Linked DNA regions of Homo sapiens: region 1 is linked to region 2. A link is a loop called in an ENCODE intact Hi-C map of the cell type or tissue named here. Cell type or tissue: B cell. All regions are shown on one strand. Links, peaks and the distances in the headings refer to the core of each region. The heading gives the core; the rest is flanking DNA.

Evidence for each region. Peaks named below come from ENCODE experiments on the same cell type or tissue, not always from the same donor. Only the 100,000 strongest peaks of a DNase experiment are listed, where the experiment ranks them.
Region 1: it touches region 2 in a loop (8-fold over the local background); 5 of 110 quality-filtered maps call a loop at or near these places.

The regions. Positions count from the first base shown.
Region 1 is chr14:74,707,212-74,718,459 of GRCh38, reverse strand. It overlaps AREL1 (apoptosis resistant E3 ubiquitin protein ligase 1), which reads left to right and starts at 5,380. Exons shown (of 20, transcript NM_001039479.2): 1 at 5,380-5,527. FCF1 (FCF1 rRNA-processing protein) reads right to left here and starts at 5,316. Exons shown (of 8, transcript NM_015962.5): 1 at 5,260-5,316; 2 at 4,908-4,975; 3 at 3,517-3,588; 4 at 2,361-2,509. The coding sequence starts at 5,262. RefSeq lists an enhancer at 5,203-5,482. In B cell, for the core only: no CTCF peak of the experiment used is centred there; a DNase peak (open chromatin) is centred at 5,319; H3K4me3 peaks cover 1,908 bases; H3K27ac peaks cover 2,053 bases.
Region 2 is chr14:74,995,319-75,005,519 of GRCh38, reverse strand. EIF2B2 (eukaryotic translation initiation factor 2B subunit beta) reads right to left here and starts at 2,599. Exons shown (of 8, transcript NM_014239.4): 1 at 2,367-2,599; 2 at 2,125-2,245; 3 at 1,821-1,969; 4 at 620-783. The coding sequence starts at 2,529. RefSeq lists enhancers at 2,241-2,921, 2,963-3,052. In B cell, for the core only: a CTCF peak has its summit at 2,960; a DNase peak (open chromatin) is centred at 2,739; H3K4me3 peaks cover 1,935 bases; H3K27ac peaks cover 2,273 bases.

The DNA of each region.
Region 1 (11,248 bases), core at 3,376-8,375, 290 kb after region 2:
GAAACAAGGCAATGTGTTCTTTAAGAGGACCAATTTCAGAGCCATGTAGCAGTGAAGTGAGCAAAGGCTTGCAACTGAAGTAGGGAAGCAGGCTCAGGAAAACCACTACAAGGAAAGGGAAAGTAACAGCCTCAGGATTCATAGGCAGAAGAGAAAGCCAATGGGAAGCAAACTATCCTTCCTTGTTGGACTATAAAGTGGAAATAGAAGAGACCAGGAACCATGTAAAGATCAAACAGGCCTTTTCAAGGTAAGAGGAAGAGAAAGGCCTTCCTTTAAGTATAAAGGCAAGCAAGGCCAGGCACGGTGGCTCACGCCTGCAATCCCAGCACTTCGGGAGGCCGAGGTGGGTGGATCACCTGAGGTCAGGAGTTTGAGACCAGCCTGACCAATATGGTGAAACCCGCCTCTACGAAAAATACAAAAATTAGATAGGCGTGGTGGCATGTCCTAGCTACTGGGGTGGCTGAGGCAGAAGAACTGCTTGAACCTGGGAGGCGGAGGTCGCAGTGAGCTGAGATCACGCCAACGCACTCCAGCCTGGGTGACAAAGCAAGACCCTGTCTCAAAAAAAAAAGTATACATATTTAAAGAAAGCCATAAGACTAAAGCTATCCTGCCTAAAGCTCTAACAGTCACTATCTAGATATTACTGGTGGAGGTATAGAGTCAAGGAAGCAATTCATCAAGGAAGCAAAGGGCCATGCTTTGACCCTCTATCCGTTTCATTGATAAGTAGGTCACAGCATTCCTGGAGAAGCAGCTCAATTAGAAATACCATGGGAAATACAAAGAGACTACCAAGTTTAGTGTCTTCCCCCATATGGGGTCACCCAAGCCTCATTCTTAGAGGCCTGGTAGCACCTCAACTTTAGATTATTTCTAAAAGATTTATTTCAAAAGTTTATGTATATAGCTTTAAAAAGTAATACAGAAAGGCCTATATGAAAAAACAATGGTCCCCTGACCATTGCCACCCAATCAATTCTGATCTGTAGAGAAGACTATTTTATTCCATTAGCTCCATTTTTTTCTCATCTGATGGCTACCTTCACATCTTAATAAACGTATGCAGCTAATAAATGTATGCAGCCATTCTTTTTTTTTTTTAGATGGAGTTTCTCTTGCCAGGCTGGAGTGCAGTGGCACAATCTCGGCTCACTGCAAGCTCCACCTCCCAGGTTCCAGCGATTCTCCTGCCTCAGCCTCCCAAGTAGCTGGGACTACAGTCACGTGCCACCACGCCCAGCTAATTTTTGTATTTTTAGTAGATATGGGGTTTCACCTTGTTGGCCAGAATGGTCTCGATCTCGACCTCATGATCCGCCTGCTTTGGCCTCCCAAAGTGCTGGCATTACAGGCGTGAGCCACCGCGAGTGCTGGGATTACAGGTATGAGCCACTGCGCCCGGCTGCAGCCATTCTTAATTAATTTTTGGGCATCTAAAGAATCTGCTTTCTTACCCCTTCACACATTCCTTAACCCCATCTTCTCATCTTGCTCATTTTAATAAATCAGTAAACAACATTTACCATTTCTATCACTCTGCAACTGTTGTTCATTATATAGTAGCCTTTAAAACTTAAAAAGGGAGGTACAAATTTTTCCCTTTGATTCCAGTAATTTATCCTCTATGGCAAAGTTTAAGTCTAATTTTCATTCGTACCTCTAACCGGGTGACTGAAAAATATATAAATATAAACCCGCTACAAATGGGACAGATCTTACTATGATAGGCTTCATAGATGGCCTTACTTTTCTTTTTCCTGTTCATGGTAGTGAAGGAAGATCATTTAAAGGAGGGGATATACAAATACACAAGGGAAATCTATTAATGGTAAATTGCATACCTAGGTGTAAATAAACTACCTCAGATCCTCTGTACTACGAATAAATACCAAACTGAATAAACTTAGGAATTGACCATCATCTATCTAACTTCTAGGGCTGTGATCATAAATGGCAGAATGTCTTATTTAGTGTTTCAACACTGGGGCAAAAGGGAGAACATATCCTTGTTAACATAAAAGAATATAGATACTGAAAAATAGATTTTTCATTTATCTAGAATTTTAAAATCTAGAATTCTAAAACAGAAAATTCCCCTATGTTCAAAATTGATGTCCATAATGATACTCGAAGCATTCTAAGTGTTTTCTGAATTGTGAAAGTTTAATTTTTTCCAGTCAAGTTTGCATTATACTTCAATTCATTAAACATGGTCACTGCTATGGTGACCACTGTAAATTAAATGGCCAGCAATTCAGTTAACAAGAACCCCATCTCCCTCCTTTCATGTATTTGTATAAATATAATTATTCTGAACAAATGTCACGGAAACATAAAAGTATGATACTCACACTTGGCATACAGACAGTCCATCATTGACTGCACTAAGTCCAGTTTGGCTTTTATGGAAAAGTTGATAAAGTTGGTATCAACGAGGATGTGGTAAGGTGGGCCCAGCTGTGTATTATATTGGAAAAATAAGCAGGAAGGGTGTTGGGGACTGAAGGAAAAAGAAAACAAGAACAAAGAAAAATTTACATTGATACCCTAGTATTAACAAAAACAAAAAAGAAGTCTGCTTGGGACTGTTTGCTGTAAACTCTTTTGTCCATGTTCATTGGAAATAAATCCTAAAAAGGAAGGCAAGGAAGAAAGTAATATCATTATCTTAATCTCAGCTCCCCTGGCAACCTTTGTCACCAACTTTAAAAAAGCAATTATCAAAAACAAACAAACAAAAAAAGCAATTATCCAATCTAGCTCTTCCTCTAGCAAAAGTAGAATCACCATGGGCACAGGGAGGTAGAATACAGTTATCGTGATTAGAATGATACAACAACACGTTTGTCATTCTTAAAGGATTCTAAAACTGCTGTTATGGAATGTGATAGAGAACAGTTTGTCTAGTGTTAGGATTATATACTACAGCAGGACCTGTATCACATCTAGCCCAAGTTGTCTGGGTTGAATATGACAGTGATTCCAAATGCTAGGCCATGGATCAGTATCTACCTGTGATAATATGTCCATTACCAATCCAGGGAAAAATTAGAAAAATAAGGAAAATGTGGTAAAGTTTTCATAAAGTTAAATGTACTTACTTAAAAGGAATGAAATACCTTTATATCTTTATATAAAGGTCATATCTTTATATAAATATCTTTATTCTGAAAATATATTTTAAATATTTTTTGGTGATACAGTCTCTCTTTTATGAACTGCTGGTGTGTTAAACAATGGCACTTATGTCTCTTAAAAGATCCCTGGCAAAGAAAAAGTTAATAATCCTAGATAATATCTCCAGGATTTTAGGGGAAATTTTACTGCTCCATAAAATCCCAAAACCTTCAAACCACTAGAATTGATATATGCTCATCGATATGACTTTCATCTACATAGTTGTGCTAGACTTACTAACAAATAAGTTAGCAAACCAGCTCAGGGAAAGCCTGGATTTCTAAGAGGTCTATGGTTTTAAAGGAAAACTTCAAACGTTTGATTACTCACACTTCTCTTTCCTTTAATGCGCTGGGATCCTTCTTTTCTTTCTTTTTAGGTTTTAATCTATCCTTTTCTTTACTAGGAAGAAAAAGGTAAATTAAATCCAAGGGAGAAGAAAAACCACAGCAATTAAAATCTCAAAAATCTAAAGTTCCATTTTTTTTTTTTTTTGGTCTACTGAAGAAATCCTACTTTGTGATATCCTCATGTTAATATCAGCATACTCTTTCTGAGCAAATAACTCTAGTGCAAAGCACAGTACCTGGAAGTATCAGAATTAACCAGTAATGCCAATAATGCATAAGAATTGTTAATGAGTAAATAAAAGCTGATTATACTATATTTATTTTTTAGTCAGAATCTCTCACATCAAGGATCACAATCCACTTCCAAGCAATGGGTAAAAGGGTGACAGTTATCTTCTGAAGATTCAGATGCTTTAACTTTTGGGGGAAAAGTATTACCCCATATGCTTCTTATAAAGGGCTAAAATGTAAAAACGCATATACAGAACTTAACCCTTAACTAGAAAGAAATTATTATTAATGGAGTGTCATTCCTAAAAATTACACAATACATCCACACTAAAGGCTGAGAATAATAATTCTGAAGGTTTTAACGACTATTCTCTTATTCTGAGACTCTTTTTTGTATTTTTAGTGGAGACAGGGTTTCACCGTGTTGGCCAGGCTGGTTTTGAACTCCTCACCTCAGGTGATCCACCCGCCTCAGCCTCCCAAAGTGCTGGGATTACAGGCGTGAGCCACTGCGCCCGGCTTTCTGAGACTCTTAAACTCAGTGAAGATCAGTCTTTATTTAATAGCTATGCTTATTCTACACTTAAGCAGGGACACCGCTTTGATCCTCTTCATACTAGGGAATTTCACTTCACTTTCTTCTTCCACAGTGATTTGGATTCTTATATTAGTAAGACTTATAAAATGGAGATATCTTGGAGTTTTCCCATTTTCTCTGACAAAAATATTTGAGTACCAGGCACTGGAAACGCCAGACAAACAAGGTCTCTAACCTTGCCATCTTTCAACAAGAAACACTCCCCTCGCCCCACCCCAGGGGAATGTAGTAGTGTAATGGTAAAAACATAAAGAGAACTATACGGACTTCACCGAACTGACATGAGGTTTAAATGCGATATGGCAGACAAAGCATATAACGGTAGAAAAAGTGAACACTTAAGAAATGTTTAATTCCCATCGCCTTTCCCAGTGTGATCGCTCAGCAGCTAAATTACTGTTAAACACTGGCTATCTCATGCTATATAAATCTAAGACACGATAATAAGCAAAAAACAAAATAATAACAACAAACATTTTTACTACTTATCCTCTCTAGACTCTTATTAGAATATCCCTGGGCAGTTGATTCCAGACACTCACAGCCTCTGATCTCTGAGACTAAGCATTCGCTTCATGGTCGCATACTTCCTTGTTTTCTTTTGCTTCCCCTTGAAACAGAAATTTTAGAATTAAAAAAGTTGGAAACACACGGCATCTTTTAAAGTCTCTTCTTTTCTCTTGTCTATTGCCTTCCCTTCTTGCCTCAAATAACCCAGACCCTCTTCCCCACTCTGTAAAGCATAACAGTCACCGCTTGGAGAAGTTTAAGAGCTAAGACCAGAATGAAAATATGCTAGGATAATGTGAAGGAAATTTGGCCACGGTCTGACTACCTCCTTCTCCACCCAAAAAGTGGCCTGATAACGTCCCTTCTTGGACCGTCTTCTCTCACCATGGTCACGCCAAACTCCTGGTTCTTCCGTAATCACCAACGGCGCAATACTTCTACGTCATTCACATACTGCTTCCGGCAAAGGATAGCCCGGAAGCGGAAACTCCTTGGGGAAAGGGCAATCCCCCGAGCCGGTTCCCAGGCCGGGTGGAGACCAACTCTGGGGTCTGTTGGTGGGAGAGTGGGGAGCCCGTCTTCTGCTGAGTGCTGCCGCCCCTTCCCAGGACAGCGGAGGTGGAACTTCGTCGCGCTGCAACCCCCGGCTCGGGTAACGTTTCTCTCCAGCCTTAGGCAGAGCCCAGAAGACCTGCCTTTACCAGAGTTCCAGAGAGAGAGGGAGGAAAAGGGTAGGGGGGTTCAGACTCCTGGTTTGCCCAGTAGTTTGGGGGAACACATTCTCCTCACCCTGTAGCGTTGGGGTATCCGGTGTCTATGGTCCAGCCCTGAGGCTGTGGTTCCTATTTGGTTTTCCTAGCCGATATGGTGCTTTGTGCAGCTAGGTGGATGATTGTTCTCGAGTATATACCGTGTACTCCTCTCGGTGAAGAGAGAAATGAAGCAGTGTTTGAGGGCCTAGACTATCGCTAGAGAATTGGGGCATAAGCTTGCATATGTTACTACTTACCCAAGCCAAGAAAATGGTGAGATACAATGCACATTTATTGTGAAGCCTTGGTGTGTCATCTTTAAGTAAAAAGGGAGAATTTGTGAGAACAAGGAGCGAAAGGTAGCTTTTTTCTTTGAGTACCTGCTATGTATTCCAGTGGTTCTTAACTTTTTGGAGATAACTTATTTCTTGAAAGTTTGTGGAAAGCCAGGAACAATTCTTTAAAAAATGGGCACACATACAGTTTGTAATACACTTAATGAGATTGGTGGACTCTGAAGCCCATCCGTGGACCCTCTGGGTGTCTGTAAACTTTAAATGAAAACCCCCATCCTGTATACTGTACTTGTCACTTTATTCATATTACCTTCTTTGACCTTCTCAATAACATAAATTCTTTTATTTTACATATGGGGAAATTGAGCCCCAGACTTTGTTCAGGGGTCTGTTTGAGTCTCGTGATTCCAAAGTCTGTACTTGTATTTCTTTTTTTCTTTTTCTTTCTTTCTTTCTTTCTTTTTTTTTCTTTTTTTTTTTTTTTTTTTTTTTTTTTTTGCACTTTGTCTTCCATTCTCCAGCTACTGATCAAGCTGGGAACGGAATGGGTACCTCTGTCATACTTTTCTTATTGCATGATGCTATCCTAGAGTTGGAAGTAAAATATGTTATCAGGTTTAAAAAAGAAGGTGACCATTGTATAACCCTTATGATGAAAACACGTTTATTGTTTAACACGAACTTTGGAGTCTGACTGATGGGGTTAAAATCCTTGCTCTGCCTTATAACTCGCCATGACATTGGGTGAGTTAATCTATCTGCATCTCAGTTTCTTTATCTGTAAAATGGAGATAATCATAGTAGCACTCTTTTATTGGGATGTTATCAGGACTTATGTTTATTCATAGTTAACATGCGAGGTCCCTAGAAGAGTGTAAACCAGACTACTCAGAGTGTTTTCTGTTGTTACCATTGTGTGTCTTCCAACTTGAGGATGTGTGGCAGGGTTGGAATTTTATGCCAATTTTATTTTATTTTATTTTATTTTATTTTTGAGACAGAGCCTCCCTCTGCTGCCCAGGTTGGAGTGCAGTGGCGCAATCTCGGCTCACAGCAACCTCCCCCTCCCAGGTTCAAGCAATTCTCCTGCCTCAGCCTCCCGAGTAGCTGGGACTGCAGGCATGTGTGTGCCACCATACCTTGCTAATTTTTGTATTTTTAATAGAGATGGGTTTCACCATGTTGGCAAGGCTGGTCTCAAACTCCTGACCTCAGGTGATCTGCCCACCTCGGCCTCCCAAAGTTCTGGGATTACAGACGTGAGCCACTGTGCCAAGCCCCAATTTTTTTTTTTTTTTTTTGAGACGGAGTTAGTTTCGCTCTTGTTACCCAGGCTGGAGTGCAATGGCGCAATCTCGGCTCACTGCAACCTCCACCTCCCAGGTTTAAGCGATTCTCCTGCCTCAGCCTCCTGAGTAGCTGGGATTACAGGCGTGCGCCAACACGCCTGGCTGATTTTATATTTTTAGTAGAGACGGGGTTTCTCCATGTTGGTCAGACTGGTCTTGAACTCCCGACCTCAGGTGATCCGCCCACCTTGGCCTCCCAAAGTGCTGGGATTACAGGCGTGAGCCACCGTGCCTGGCACCAGCCCAATTTTATTTTAACATAGTTGCACTGGAACTTGAACGTGTTCATAAACCTCAAAACATTAAGTTTTCAGGTCCTGGGATGCTCAATCGCAGGGTGATTTCTTCTGTTGATTTGGGTGTAAACTTTTTCTGCTTCTCCTTTCTCTTTCAGGCACACATTCATTTAGATGGCTTAATAGTTTACATATCTGTGGGCACTGAATTTTTGATGTAGAAATGGTAGCTACAGATACTGTATGTGCCTTCTGCTTTACCCCATTTGTGGTCACTAGAAGTTCCTAATCTTTCTGGAGCAGCTTGTCTCTGTCAAGCTGCCATTCATGTGTAGAGCTAATAGCAACCAGTTTTTTGATGTATCTCTTGGTGATTAGACAATAAGCTTTTTATTGTCTAAAAGCTAAAATAACATGGTCAGTTATTCTTCTTAAACATTTGACTCATTAGTATTATATATAGGTTCAGAGGGAAAATTGCATATCATTAAATAGTAATTTGCATTTAAATTTAGGCACTGACAGAAAAACGCTCTTCTGGTAATGTGTACTTTGAATTTTGGAATCCATGAACAACAACAACTTAAAAAAAGGCCATTTGTAATTTCTATTGTAACCTCTATTGAGAGTGTTCTGATTTCCTTGATTGTTAATACCTAATAGGGAGCTAAATTAGTGTAGGAACACCATGGGGGATAAGAACATACTTAGAAAAATTTGTTTTTGTTGCATTGTAATTTTATTGCAATCTGAGGTTCTTATAGCGTGAAATGAAAGTGGTCAGATACTCTACAGCATTCTTTGATGGGGATGGAAAGTGGGGGATGCGAAGCTGGGAGGTAGTGTTGATTTGTGATGGATGGGAGCAGAAAGTAATTGCTTTTGGGCACATACTTGTGAGGAAAAGAAATGATTTTAGTCCTTCTCAGCAGTCAAGAGGGTTGTTTTGCATTTTTCTGCAGTCTTGAAGAGAAAAAATCACCCAAGGCATTGGACACACAGTTTGAACACATAATTGGGCTTGGACTTCATTCCATTCACTAATTGGTCTAACTTACTAATTTAAGTTGGTATCAAATTTCTTTGTAAAATTATTCTGGATAATGAAAGACTCCTTAAAGAACATCTTGTATTTCAATGTTAGAAAGTTATAAGTAGATTCACTTTTTTGTCCATTTTCAAGTTATAGTTTTTACATTTATTTTTCTGACTTACATGATAGGACTTTTTTTCTCCCAACAAACATTAGTCGCTGTTAATTATTTTTCAATTAACTTGCCTGCCCCTAAATGTGGTAGCATGGCATACAGCATGTTCTGCTTCTGAGGTCTTGATATTGAATTGGTTTGTAAGAATACCTCAGAGATAGATTACTGCCGCTTGGTCATTCATTCAGAAAGCATTTATTGAGGGCCCATTCTGTCCTGGGCAATCTCACCACAGTCCTGTATTACAGAAAGACTTGTAAATAGGTAAAGTATGGTTGGTGGCTGAATAGAGATGTGGGAGTTGAAATATTTTAGAGGAATTACTCTTCTTGTTCATCTTTCTGTAAGTGGTCCAGGTCAGAGTACTGTTGTGTAATATTTATTTAATACTATCAACATATTAGTACCATGTAATAGATCAGATTTTATGACCTTAATGGACTCTAGTGTATCATTTTACCTTTTATTTATTATTTATTAGATCTTGCTATGTTGCCCAGGCTGATCTTGAACTCCTGGCCTCAAGCCATCCTCCCACCTCAGCTTCCTGAGTAGCTGGGAGAAGAGGCATGAGCCACTGTGCCTGACCGTTTTACCTTTTAAATGACTTTAGCTATTAACTAACTTGGGTTTAAATTTCAGTTATTTTTCTTTGGTTTCTTTTTCTTTGAAGGGTTCTGAATGCTTAGCCTTCACTAATGTTCTTTCATATAGTAGTTTTCAAACTTTTGAGGTTGTTTAACCTTATTGCAGTTTGTGTGTATGTATGTGTGTGTACACACACGCATGCCTGAGCTGTTGATATGGTGTTACAGCACCATAGTGATGTTTTCCTGGTGGCTCTTTTGAAGACTGTTCTACAAGATAGGGTTTATAGAGAAAGATGGGTATTCACTTAGCTATTAGAAACTAAATAGTCATGGTAGATACATGTTTTGTCATTTAGTCTAATTGAACGGTTCCATATGATTTTATGAGTTTTTGTTATCTTGAATAGTTGAGCAATTTGCATCATGTTTTTCAGAGCGAAGGCATTTATTTCAGTGCAGCTTGTTACTGTTGAGATGCCAATAGTTAACATCTGTTAATTGATTTTCTATATATTGTACTTTTTGGCCAGAGATTAGATAATTTATTAATATACAACATATTTTCTGTAATGTCCCCTTGCTTTTATCCAGAGACCCAGAGCATGTTATTTTAACCCCTCTCTTGTCCGCTTTGGGAAGTTCAAATTCAAGGTACCCCCGGTATATATGGTAAACCTATTAGGAACAGAAAACAGTTAAAACTTCCCAAGTGTGATCTAGTTTTTCATGTCTTGGTAAAGAAGAAATCCCAGGTGGGCTGTGCAAACAGTTCATAGAAAGGGGTTAAAAAAGATATTTAAAAAGTTTTAGGCTGGCATTACCTGAATTGGGGCAATGATTAGGGAGACATGATTAGAATTCTAAGGGGGAGTGAGAATGTAAAGGGGAGCACCATCTGTAATTAAATTGTTTTAAATTGTGGAATAATTTTAAATTTATAAAAAAGTTGCAAAGATAGTACAGAGTATTCCTGTATACCTTTCACCGGTGTCTCCTAATGTTAACTTCTTACATAACCATGGCACATACTGTCACATCTAAGAAATTAACATTGGTACAATACTATTACTAAACTATAGACTTTATTTGGATTTCACAAGTTTCTCCACTAATTTCCTTTTTCTATACCCAAACTGAATCTAGAATACCACATTCCAGTTAGATCATGTGTAATTTCTTTTTTTTTTTTTTTTTCTGAGGCGAAGGTCTCACTCTGTCGCCCAGGCTGGAGTGCAGTGGCGCCATCTCGGCTCACTGCAAGCTCCGCCTCCCGGGTTCACGCCATTCTCCCGCCTCAGCCTCCCAAGTAGCTGGGACTATAGGCGCCCGCCACCATACCCGTCTAATTTTTTTTTTTTTTTGAGACGAATCTCACTCTGTCGCCCAGGCTGGAGTGCAGTGGCGCGATCTCGGCTCACTGCAAGCTCCGCCTCCTGGGTTCACACCTTTCTCCTGCCTCAGCCTCCCAAGTAGCTGGGACTACAGGCGCCCACCACCACACCCAGCTAATTTTTTGTATTTTTAGTAGAGACGGGGTTTCACATGTTAGCCAGGAAGGTCTCGATCTCCTGACCTTGTGACCCACCTGCCTGGGCCTCCCAAAGTGCTGGGATTACAGGTGTGAGCCACTGTGCCCGGCCATTTTTTGTATTTTTAGTAGAGATGGGATTTCACCATTTTAGCCAGGGTGGTCTCGATCTCCTGACCTCGTAATCCGCCCACCTTGGCCTCCCAAAGTGCTGGGATTACCGGTGTGATCCACTGTGCCCGGCCTCTTTTTTTTTTAAAATGGAGTTTCGCTCTTGTCACCCAGGCTGGAGTGCAATGGCACCATTTTGGCTCACTGCCACTTCTGCCTCCTGGGTTCAAACTATTCTCCGGCCTCAGCCTCCCGAGTAGCTGGGATTACAGGCGCCTGCCACCACGCCTGGCTAATTTTTGT
Region 2 (10,201 bases), core at 524-5,523:
TGAGACCTATTATTTACTTAGGATCAAGTGAGGTCAGACCAAGCATTAGTCATCCCCAAGGTAATTTACCCTGCTTTGATTCCTAAAAGAATCAAGTTATCTTTCCTTGAACCCAGCAGCTCGCCATCTTTTTTTTTTTTTTTGAGACAGAGTCTTGCTCTGTCGTCCAGGCTGGAGTGCAGTGGCGCTATCTTGGCTCATTGCAACCTCTGCCTTCCAGGTTCAAGCAATTCTCCTGCCTCACCCTCCAGAGTAGCTGGGATTACAGGCATGTGCCACCACGCCCAGCTAATTTTTGTATTTTTAGTGGAGACGGGGTTTTGTCATGTTGGCCAGGCTGCTCTCGAACTCCTGACCTCAGGTAATCCACCCGCCCAGCCTCCCAAAGTGCTGGGATTACAGGCATGAGCCATCGCTCCCGGCCCCAACTTTCTTAAACCACTATTTATGAATGTTCACAGGACGAACACCTTGAAAATTCACTTAATGTTTTACTTGATCTTCTCAGTGTCTCAAAGTCTTGCTTATCAATTCAAGGTTGGAATGGCCCTACCCATCTCTCGTTTATTTCTTCTTCATTTTTCATTTTTCTTAGTAGCAACTCCAGCAGTCTCCTTACCTGGCAGAAAGGAGCACACTCTGCTACAATGACATGGAATTTCCTCTTTCGGGCAGCCTCTTTGAGGAAGGCCTCTACTGTTCGGGAGAAGCCAATGGTCATGATCACCTCATTGGAGTGAATGTGCTCCAGAGCCTGGGCTGCAATGTTCTCCATTGTCCCTTCTGTAAGAACGGTTTTGCAAAAAAAAAAAAAAAAAAAAAAAAAAAAATATATATATATATATATATATATGAAATTGCTATATCACAAACACACATTACGCGTATACGGAAAAAGATGTCTGCCCTTCACATGCACTGCCCACCTAGCAGACCCTGGTACCACAGGGTTAATGTGCTTAAAGTGAAATGTCACAATTTCTTTTTTTTTAATAGAGACAGGGTCCCACTATGTTGCCCAGGCTGGTTTTGAACTCCTGGTCTCAAGCAATCCACTCACCTTGGCCTCCCAAAGTTGTGGGATTACAGGTGTGAGCCACCATGCCCAGCTATGTCACAATTTCTTAAAAGCCCCACTCCTCTGGGATTTTCTGCCTGCCCTCTTCCAGAAGTACCCCTACCTATGAACCACCTCTGTCACTACAGAGCTCCTTACAACTGATTTTGAAGACAGTAGATTCAGCCAAGGAATGGCAATCTGGGAAATCCTAAAGTGCTGAGAATAGGGTAAAGAGAGCTTCGGCCTAAAAGAAGTCTTCCTCCAAAAGGTGGCCACAACACTTCTACATGAGAGAGACTGGCCAGAGAAGAAAAAATGGGGGAGCAATTTGGAAGCAGCTTCTTCATCCTCTGATTACAATGAATATCTGCAAGTCACTTGGACCGCAATGACAAGGGGGATAGAAATGGTATACGTGTACGTGTGTATAAAAATTCAGATAGTGAAGGAGGTCTATCGACCTTGGCTCTCTAGGGAGTTCATTTTGTTTCTTTACAATGAAAATAAAACTCTGTCCTAATAGAGTCTGTTCCACTCCACAGATCTGTAGTCTATCAAGGGTTGGTCTGTAAGGAAAAGTAGAGAGGATTACTTTGGTCCTGTCACCTGTTGCAACATTTCCTAATCAGGAAGGAGGACAAACCTCTGAGAACCAGAAGACAGCTAATCTCCCATCTCTGCTAATGAACAACCTTCAGAGGCTTCTGTTCCCTTATGTGCCTGTGACCAGTCCCATTTTCCCAGCGATCAGGCCTCTTACCCAGCTCCACTAGCAGCTCATTAATCGCCTCAATGATGTTGGACTGGAGTTGGGCATAATGGAAGCTGAAATCCTCGTTTAGGCCTCCGGATGTCAACAGTTTGTGCAGGGACTCCTGCTGATCACTCTCGTCGCTGCGTCCATGGAGTCTATAGAGGCAACAAGACCCAAAGAGAGAGGTGGGGAGGAGTGGTCAGGCAGGTAACAAGGGCTGTTCAGCTCCAATAAAGTCTCCGAGCAGGTAGAGGGGCCCGTGCAAAAAGTGTCACTGGATCCAACCAGGAGCCCAGGACGTGAGCCTGACCTGCCATACTCCTCCCGGATAATCTTGAGCACTCTCCGCACCATGTTGCCCACGGTGGTCTCGGAGGGCTGAGCGGCCGTCATCCTCCTGCCCTCTCTGCGGATCAGCTCCATCAGCTCCCCTACAGTCCAAAAGAGAGAGGATAAGAGGAGCCAACGCGAAGTGAGGCCTGGGAAATTTTCAGCCCTGGGATCGGGAACAGACAGGGGCCAGGTTCGCCGGCGGAGGCAGGCCGGCCTCACCCGCGTTGCTCCAGCGGTGGTCCGTGATGATCTGGCGCAGCAACCCTAGGGTCTCCCGAGCCATTTCCTCGGAGCTGCGCGGCCCACCACCCCGCTTCAGGGTCTCCACGAAGCTCTCGATCCTCTCTGACAACTCCGAGCCCTTCGCTGCGGATCCCGGCATCTTTAAGGTAGCTGCCTTCAGCCTTCACCGGCGGAATCCACACCTGCCAGACCACACAGTTTGCACTTCCGGGGCGGGCGAGGTCGGCTTCCGCTGTGAGGGGATGGGGGGAAACCTCAAGTTTGAGTGGAAGCCGGCTACGCCCTTCGTTGCCGATCTCCCGCCCCCTTCCTCTGCCTGAGCCAATCAGAGACGTGGGGCTCGGGTTGTTCAGTTATAACCGGGCGTCCGCGCGCCCCCGCGCCTCGGGGGCTGGAGGATCGGAAGCGGCCTTTCTTGGCTCAGCCGACGGTGAACGGAAGTAACCCGTCAGGCCTGTAGAGGGTGGCTGGTCCCGTTGCTATGGGAGCAGCAAGTCTCTACGCGCCCCTCACCGCGACTTAAGGCTACACTGAAGAAGTTGCGGCACTCCCTCCTGTCTTCCCAGCTCGGTGACTGCCCGAGCTGTCACTCCCGAGTGTCAGCTGACACTGACGCTCTGAATGCATGTCCAGGGTCGGCTGCCCCTTGGGCAGACGTCTCACTTTTGTTCTGTTACATTGCTTGGTACCGTTTGCGCCTGTGTCTAGGAGGTTCATGTCTCTGAAAACAAGGACGATATCTTTTGTTGCTTTTGTATTCTCAAGGCCTAACACGTCTAACAGAAGACGGCGAAATTAGAGATGAGGAAGATTAAGGAGATTCAAAGTGGGAGCCAATACAGAAGCAAAGATGACATCCTCTGATTTGGACAGAATTGTCCTCCTACAGAGAGGCCAGAGAGTATAACATAATACCAAGAGTTACCATTTACTTAAAGCTTACTGGTTCTTGGGCACTGTGTGTGAATTGTCTCAGTTAATAAGGTCTGAAATAGGTCCTCTTATCCCCATTTTACAGATTGGGAAACAGACCCACAGAATTTAAGCAGTTAATAAAGGATTGGGTTCATACTTAAATCCAGGTCTACCTGAACCCAAAGTATGTGTGTAATAGAAATCTCTATTTCCTTAAGATAAATTCTTCAAAGTGGAATCCATAGGCGAGCACATTTTAGACTTTTGTTACAATTAACAAATTGCCCTCCAAAAAGATTATGTCAATACCAAAGTTAGCCAAAGGTAGTACAAAGAAAAGAAAATTACAGATTAATATCTCTCATGAACATAGAAGCAAAAATTGCAACAAATTATTAGCACATCAAATCCTGCAATACATAAAAAAAGAATAATATGTAATTACAAAGTGAAACATAAACCTGGAATGCAAAGCTGATTAAACACTTAAAAATCAATGTAATATGCCATATTAACAATCTGAGAAGTAAAACCACATGATCATGTCAATTGATGCAGGAAGAAACATTTGACAAAATTCAATATTCATGGTACAAACTCTCAGAAAACTAGAACAAAAGGGAACTTCCTGAACTCGATAAAGGGTATCTACAAAATCCTACACCTAAAAATCATACTTCACAGTAAAAGATTGCTTTCTCCCTAAGATCAGGACAAGGCAAGGATGTCTACTTTCACCACTCCTATTTAAATTATACGTGAAGTCCTAGCCCTTGCAATAAGGCAAGAAAAAGAAAAAGCATACAGAATGGAAAGAAACTGTCCCTGTTCACAGAAGACATGATAGTGTACACAGAAAATCCCAGAGTCAACAGCAACAAAAACAAAACCTCCTAGAACATAAGTTTAGCAAGGATACAAAAACTATATTTCTATGTATTAGCAATGAGCATCAGAAATTGAAGTTGAAAATACAGTTGCTCTAAAAAGCCATAAAATATGTGTCAATTTTGCTGTGTTTTAGTTTTTATTTATTGATTTGTTTGTTTATTTTGAGACAGGGTCTCACACTGTTGCCCAGGCTGGAGTGCAGTGGCATGCTCACTGCTCACTGCAGCCTCAACCTCCCCTGGCTCAAATAATCCTCCCACCTCAGCCTTTTGAGTAGCTGGGACTACAGGCACACACCACCATGCCTGGCTAATTGTGTGTTAATTTTTAAATGTCTTTAAAATTGTATCAATTTACATGCTGGCTAGCATTTACCATATTATAGCCAATTTTGGATATTGTCGTTATTTTTTCATATATCAAGTCATTAAGAAAATAAGGTATATAGGCCAGGCATAGTGGCTCATGCCTGTAATCCCAGCACTTGGGGAGGCCAAGGTGGGCAGATCACCTGAAAGTCAGGAGTTTGGGACCAGCCTGGCCAACGTGGGTAAACCCTGTCTCTACTGAAAATACAAAAATTAGTGGGGGGTGGTGGCATATGTCTGTAGTCCCAGCTACTAGGGAGGCTGAGGCAGGAGAATAGCTTGAACCTGGGAGGTGGAGGTTGCAGTGAGCTGAGATTGTGTCACTGCACTCCAGCCTGGGTGACAGAGCAAGACTGTGTCTCAAAAACAAACAACAACAACAGCAACAAAAAAAACAAGGTATATAGTATTTTATATATACTAAAGAATTTATATGTGTGTGTATGCAAGTTATAAAGCATGACGACAAACAGGTTGAGGAATGTGAACCAATCCCTCACTTTGAAACTAAAATATTCGAATTAATAGAGATAGAAAGCAAAGCTGTGTTGGCCAGGCACAGTAGCTCACACCCGAATCCCAGCACTTTGGGAGGACAAGGTGGGAGGATGGCTTGAGCCCAAGAGTTGAAACCAGCCCTGGCAACATATCAAGACCCCCAGCTGTACAAAAAATTTAAAAATTAGCTAGGTGTGGTAATGCATGTCTGTAGTCCCAACTACTTGGGAGGCTGAGGGGGGAGGATCTCTTGAGCCTGGGAGGTCGAGGCTGCAGTGAGCTATGTATGATCCTGCAGTGAGCTATGATCCTGCCACTGCACCCCAGCTTGGGCAGCAGGGCAAGACCCTGTCTCAAAAAAGATAAAGGAAAGAAAGAAAGTAGAACTGTGATTGCCAGGGTCTGAGGGGAGGGAGAGAGTTGCTGTTTAATGGCTACAGAGTTTTAGTTTTGCAAGTTGAGAAGAGTTCTAGAGATAGATGGTGGATAATGGTTGTGCATTTATTTATTTATTTATTTATTTATTTTTTGAGACAGGGTCTCACTCTGTCACCCAGGCTGGAGTGCAGTGGCACGATCTCAGCTCACTGCAAGCTCCGCCTCCCAGGTTCACGCCATTCTCCTGCCTCAGCCTCCCCAGTAGCTGGGACTACAGGTGCCTGCCACCACGCCCGGCTAATTTTTTTGTATTTTTAGTAGAGACGGGGTTTCACCATGTTAGCCAGGATGGTCTCTATCTGACCTCGTGATCCGCCTGCCTCGGCCTCCCAAAGTGCTGGGATTACAGGCGTGAGCCACTGCACCCGGCCTGGTTGTGCATTTATATTTCACAACAATGTGAATGTACTTCATGCCAGTTTAGTTTCACTAAACTGTACACTTAAAAAGGTTAAGATGGTAAAATTTATGTTCCGTGTTATTTTACAATTTAGGAAATATGTGGTATATTTCACTTTTTTCTGCTCAATATGACATTCATAAAATTTATCCATGTTGTTACATGTACTTGTTATTCTCTTATTTGCACTGGTGAATTTGTACTGGTAAGAACTTGTAGTTCTCTTATTTGCACTAATATTTCATGTGACTGTAGCATAATTTATGTATTCATTTTTTTCAACAGATATTTGGGTTGTTTCCAATCTTTTTAGGGGGGTGGGTGAACATAAACTATAAATAGTCCTGTGTATGTCTTGGCACTTATATAAGTGGAACAGCTAGATCAGAGGCTATACGAATGTTCAACTTTACAAATAGATCTAGTAGTACAAAGTGGTTCAATTAATGTATGCTCCCTCCAGCAATATTTAAAGACTTTCAGCTGACCTACATCCTTACTGACATGTGTTATTACCAAACATCTTATTATTTGGGAATCAGGTAGGTATAAAAGTATATTTTACTGTGGTCTTAATTTGCATTTTCCTGATTACTGTTCATATTTTCATGTGTTTGTTGGCCATGAGTTTTTTGTGAATTGTTTGTTGTGCCTTTTACCTACTGTTTTTGGCTTAAAAATTTTTCCAAGTAGATTTGTAAGAGTTCTTTTTATATTCTAGATACTAATCTTCTTTCAATTATTTATTATATAAATAAGTGTCTTCTCCCAATTATGGCTTGTCTTCTTTACTTTGAGATGTCTTTGAACAGAATTCTTGATTTTAATGTGTTAAAATGTATCAACCTTGTCTTTTTTACATAATGCCTTTTCTGTCTTATTTCAGAAATTCAGCCAAGTGCAGTGGATTTGCCAGGTGTTGGGATTACATACCTATAATCCCAACAATTTGGGAGGCCAAGGTAGGAGGATCACTTGAAGCGAGGAGTTCTAGACAAGTCTGGGAAAAATAGCATGATGCCATCTCTACAAGAAATTTTTTAAATTAGCCAAGTACAGTGGCAGCTACTATGTGCCTGTAGTGCCAGCTACTTGGGAGGCAGAGGTGAGAGGTTTGCTTGAGCCTAGGAGTTTGAATTTGCAGTGAGCTGTGATAGCACCACTGCAATCCAGCCTAAGCAACAGAGTGAGACTTCAACTCAAAAAAATAAAAAAATTTAAAAATCCATCCAGGTGCAGTGGCTCACGCCTGTAATCCCAATACTTTGGGAGGCCAAGGTGGGAAGATCACTTGAGCTCCAAAGCTTGAGACCAACCTGGGTAACAGAGCAAGACCTTGTCTCTACAAAAAAAAATTTTTTTTTAATTAGCCAGGAATGGTGGCTCACACCTCTGGTCCCAGCTACTTGGGATGCTGAAGTGGGAGGATCTCTTGAGCCTGGGAAGTCAAGGCTGAAGTGAGCCGTGATCATACTACTGCTCTCCAGCCTGAGTGGCAGAGTGAGTCCTTGTCTGAAAACAAACAAACAAACAAACAAAAAAACAGAAGACATTCTTCCCTAATCCACAATTATAAATATAATCTCCTATATTTTCTTCTGATTACTAAAACATTTATCTTTACATATAATTGGAATTGGAATTACATATAATTTGGAATTGCTTTTTATGTAAGGTGAGAGGTGTGAATCCAATTTTATTTTTCCATTCTTTCTCCAGTGATTTTTAATGTCACCACTGTCATATGTCAAGTTTCTATAATATGTGAGTCTGTTTGGTGGCTATTTGGTTTCATTGCTGAATTTGCCTATTTCTGAATCAATATGATATTATCTTAACAATTGTCTTTTTTTTTTTTTTTTTTAAGATAGGGCCTCACTCTATTGCCCAGGCTGGAGTGCAGTGGCGCCATCACAGCTCACTGAAGCCTTGACCTCCCAGGCTCAGGTGATTGATCCTCCCACCTCAGCCTCCCCAGTAATTGGGATTTACAGACACAAGCCTTTTGTATTTTTTGTAGAGATTAGGTTTTGCCAGGTTGCCCAGGCTGGTCTTGAACTTCTGGGATCAAGCTATCCACCCCCCTTGGCCTCCCAAAATGCTGGGATTATAGGCATGAGCCACTGCACCCAGCAACTATTGTTTTATTGAAAAGTTTTTATCTCTGGTAAGAAATTTTTTCTTGCTTAATTCTTTTCTTTAAAAATTACTTAACTAGTTTTGAGCCTTTGCATTTTTATTTTATATTTTATTTTATTATTATTATTGTATTTATTTATTTATTTTTTGAGACAGAGTCTTGATCTGTCGCCAGGCTGGAGTGCAGTGGCGTGATCTTGGCTCACTGCAGCCTCCGACTCCCTGGTTCAAGCAATTCTCCTGCCTCAGCCTCCCGAGTAGCTGGGATTACAGGCATGTGCCACCGCACCCAGCTAATTTTTGTATTTTTAGTAGAGATGGGGTTTCACCATGTTGGCCAGGATGGTCTTCATCTCCTGACCTCATGATCTGCCCTCCTTGGCCTCCCAAAGTGCTGGGATTACAGGTGTGAGCCACTGCACCTGGCCTATTTTTTATTATTATTATTTTTTGAGATGGAGTCTCACTCTCTTGCCCAGGCTGGAGTGCAATGGCAAAATCGCAGTATGATCCATCCACTCCAGCCTCCCAAAGTGCTGGAATTACAGGCGTGAGCCACCATGCCTGGCCAATATTTTATTTTATTTTCTAGTGACAGGGTCTCATTCTGTTGCTCAAGCTGGAATGCAATGGTGCAATCTTGGCTCACTACAGCCTTGACCTCCTGGGCTCAAGCAATCCTCCTGCCTCAGCCTCCCATGTAGCTGGGACTCTAGGTGTGTGCCACCATGCCCAGCGAATTTTTTTATTTTTTGTAGAGACAAGGTTTCACTATGTTTCTGGGCTGGTCTTGAACTCCTGGCCTCAAGTGATCCTGTCTCAGCCTCCCAAAATACTTGGATTACAGGCATGGGCTAGTGGCTCAGCCACTTCCATATATATTTTAGAAACAGCATTGCTGAAACGTATTTAAATTAAAAACTTTATTGATATTTTGGTTGGAATTGCTTTAAATCTATTAATCAATTTGAAGAGAATTGACAACTTTAAGACAATAAGATACCAAGTCTTTCCATGAACATGGTATATATTTCCATTTATTTAGGTTTTTACTATCTTTCAGTAAAATTTTATAATTTTCTCCATGTAGGCCTTGCACATCTCATGTTAAGACCTATTATTAGCCACTTTCTATTGTGTCCGGAATTGGTGGGTTCTTGGTCTCACTGACTTCAAGAGTGAAGCCGCGGACCCTCGCGGTGAGTGTTACAGCTCTTAAGGTGGCGCGTCTGGAGTTGTTCATTCCTCCCGGTGGGCTCGTGGTCTCGCTGGGCTCAGGAGTGAAGCTGCAGATCTTTGCGGTGAGTGTTACAGCTCATAAAAGCAGCGTGGACCCAAAGAGTGAGCAGTAGCAAGATTTATCGCAAAGAGCAAAAGAACAAAGCTTCCACAGTGTGGAAGGGGACCTGAGCGGGTTGCCAATGCTGGCTTGGGCAGCCTGCTTTTATTCTCTTATCTGGCCCCACCCACATCCTGCTGATTGGTAGAGCTGAGTGGCCTGTTTTGTCAGGGCACTGACTGGTGCGTTTACAATCCCTGAGCTAGATACAAAGGTTCTCCACGTCCCCATCAGGTTAGTTAGATACAGAGTTTCGACACACAGGTTCTCCAAGGCCCCACCAGAGCAGCTAGATACAGAGTGTCGATTGGTGCATTCACAAACCTTGAGCTAAACACAGGGTGCTGATTGGTGTGTTTACAAACCTTGAGCTAGATACAGAGTGCCGATTGGTGTATTTACAATCCCTGAGCTAGACATAAAGGTTCTCCAAGGCCCCACCAGAGCAGCTAGATACAGAGTGTCGATTGGTGCACTCACAAACCTTGAGCTAAACACAGGTTGCTGATTGGTGTGTTTACAAACCTTGAGCTAGATACAGAGTGCCGATTGGTGTATTTACAATCCCTGAGCTAGACATAAAGGTTCTCCAAGGCCCCACCAGAGCAGCTAGATACAGAGTGTCGATTGGTGCACTCACAAACCTTGAGCTAAACACAGGTTGCTGATTGGTGTGTTTACAAACCTTGAGCTAGATACAGAGTGCCGATTGGTGTATTTACAATCCCTGAGCTAGACATAAAGGTTCTCCAAGGCCCCACCAGAGCAGCTAGATACAGAGTGTCGATTGGTGCACTCACAAACCTTGAGCTAAACACAGGTT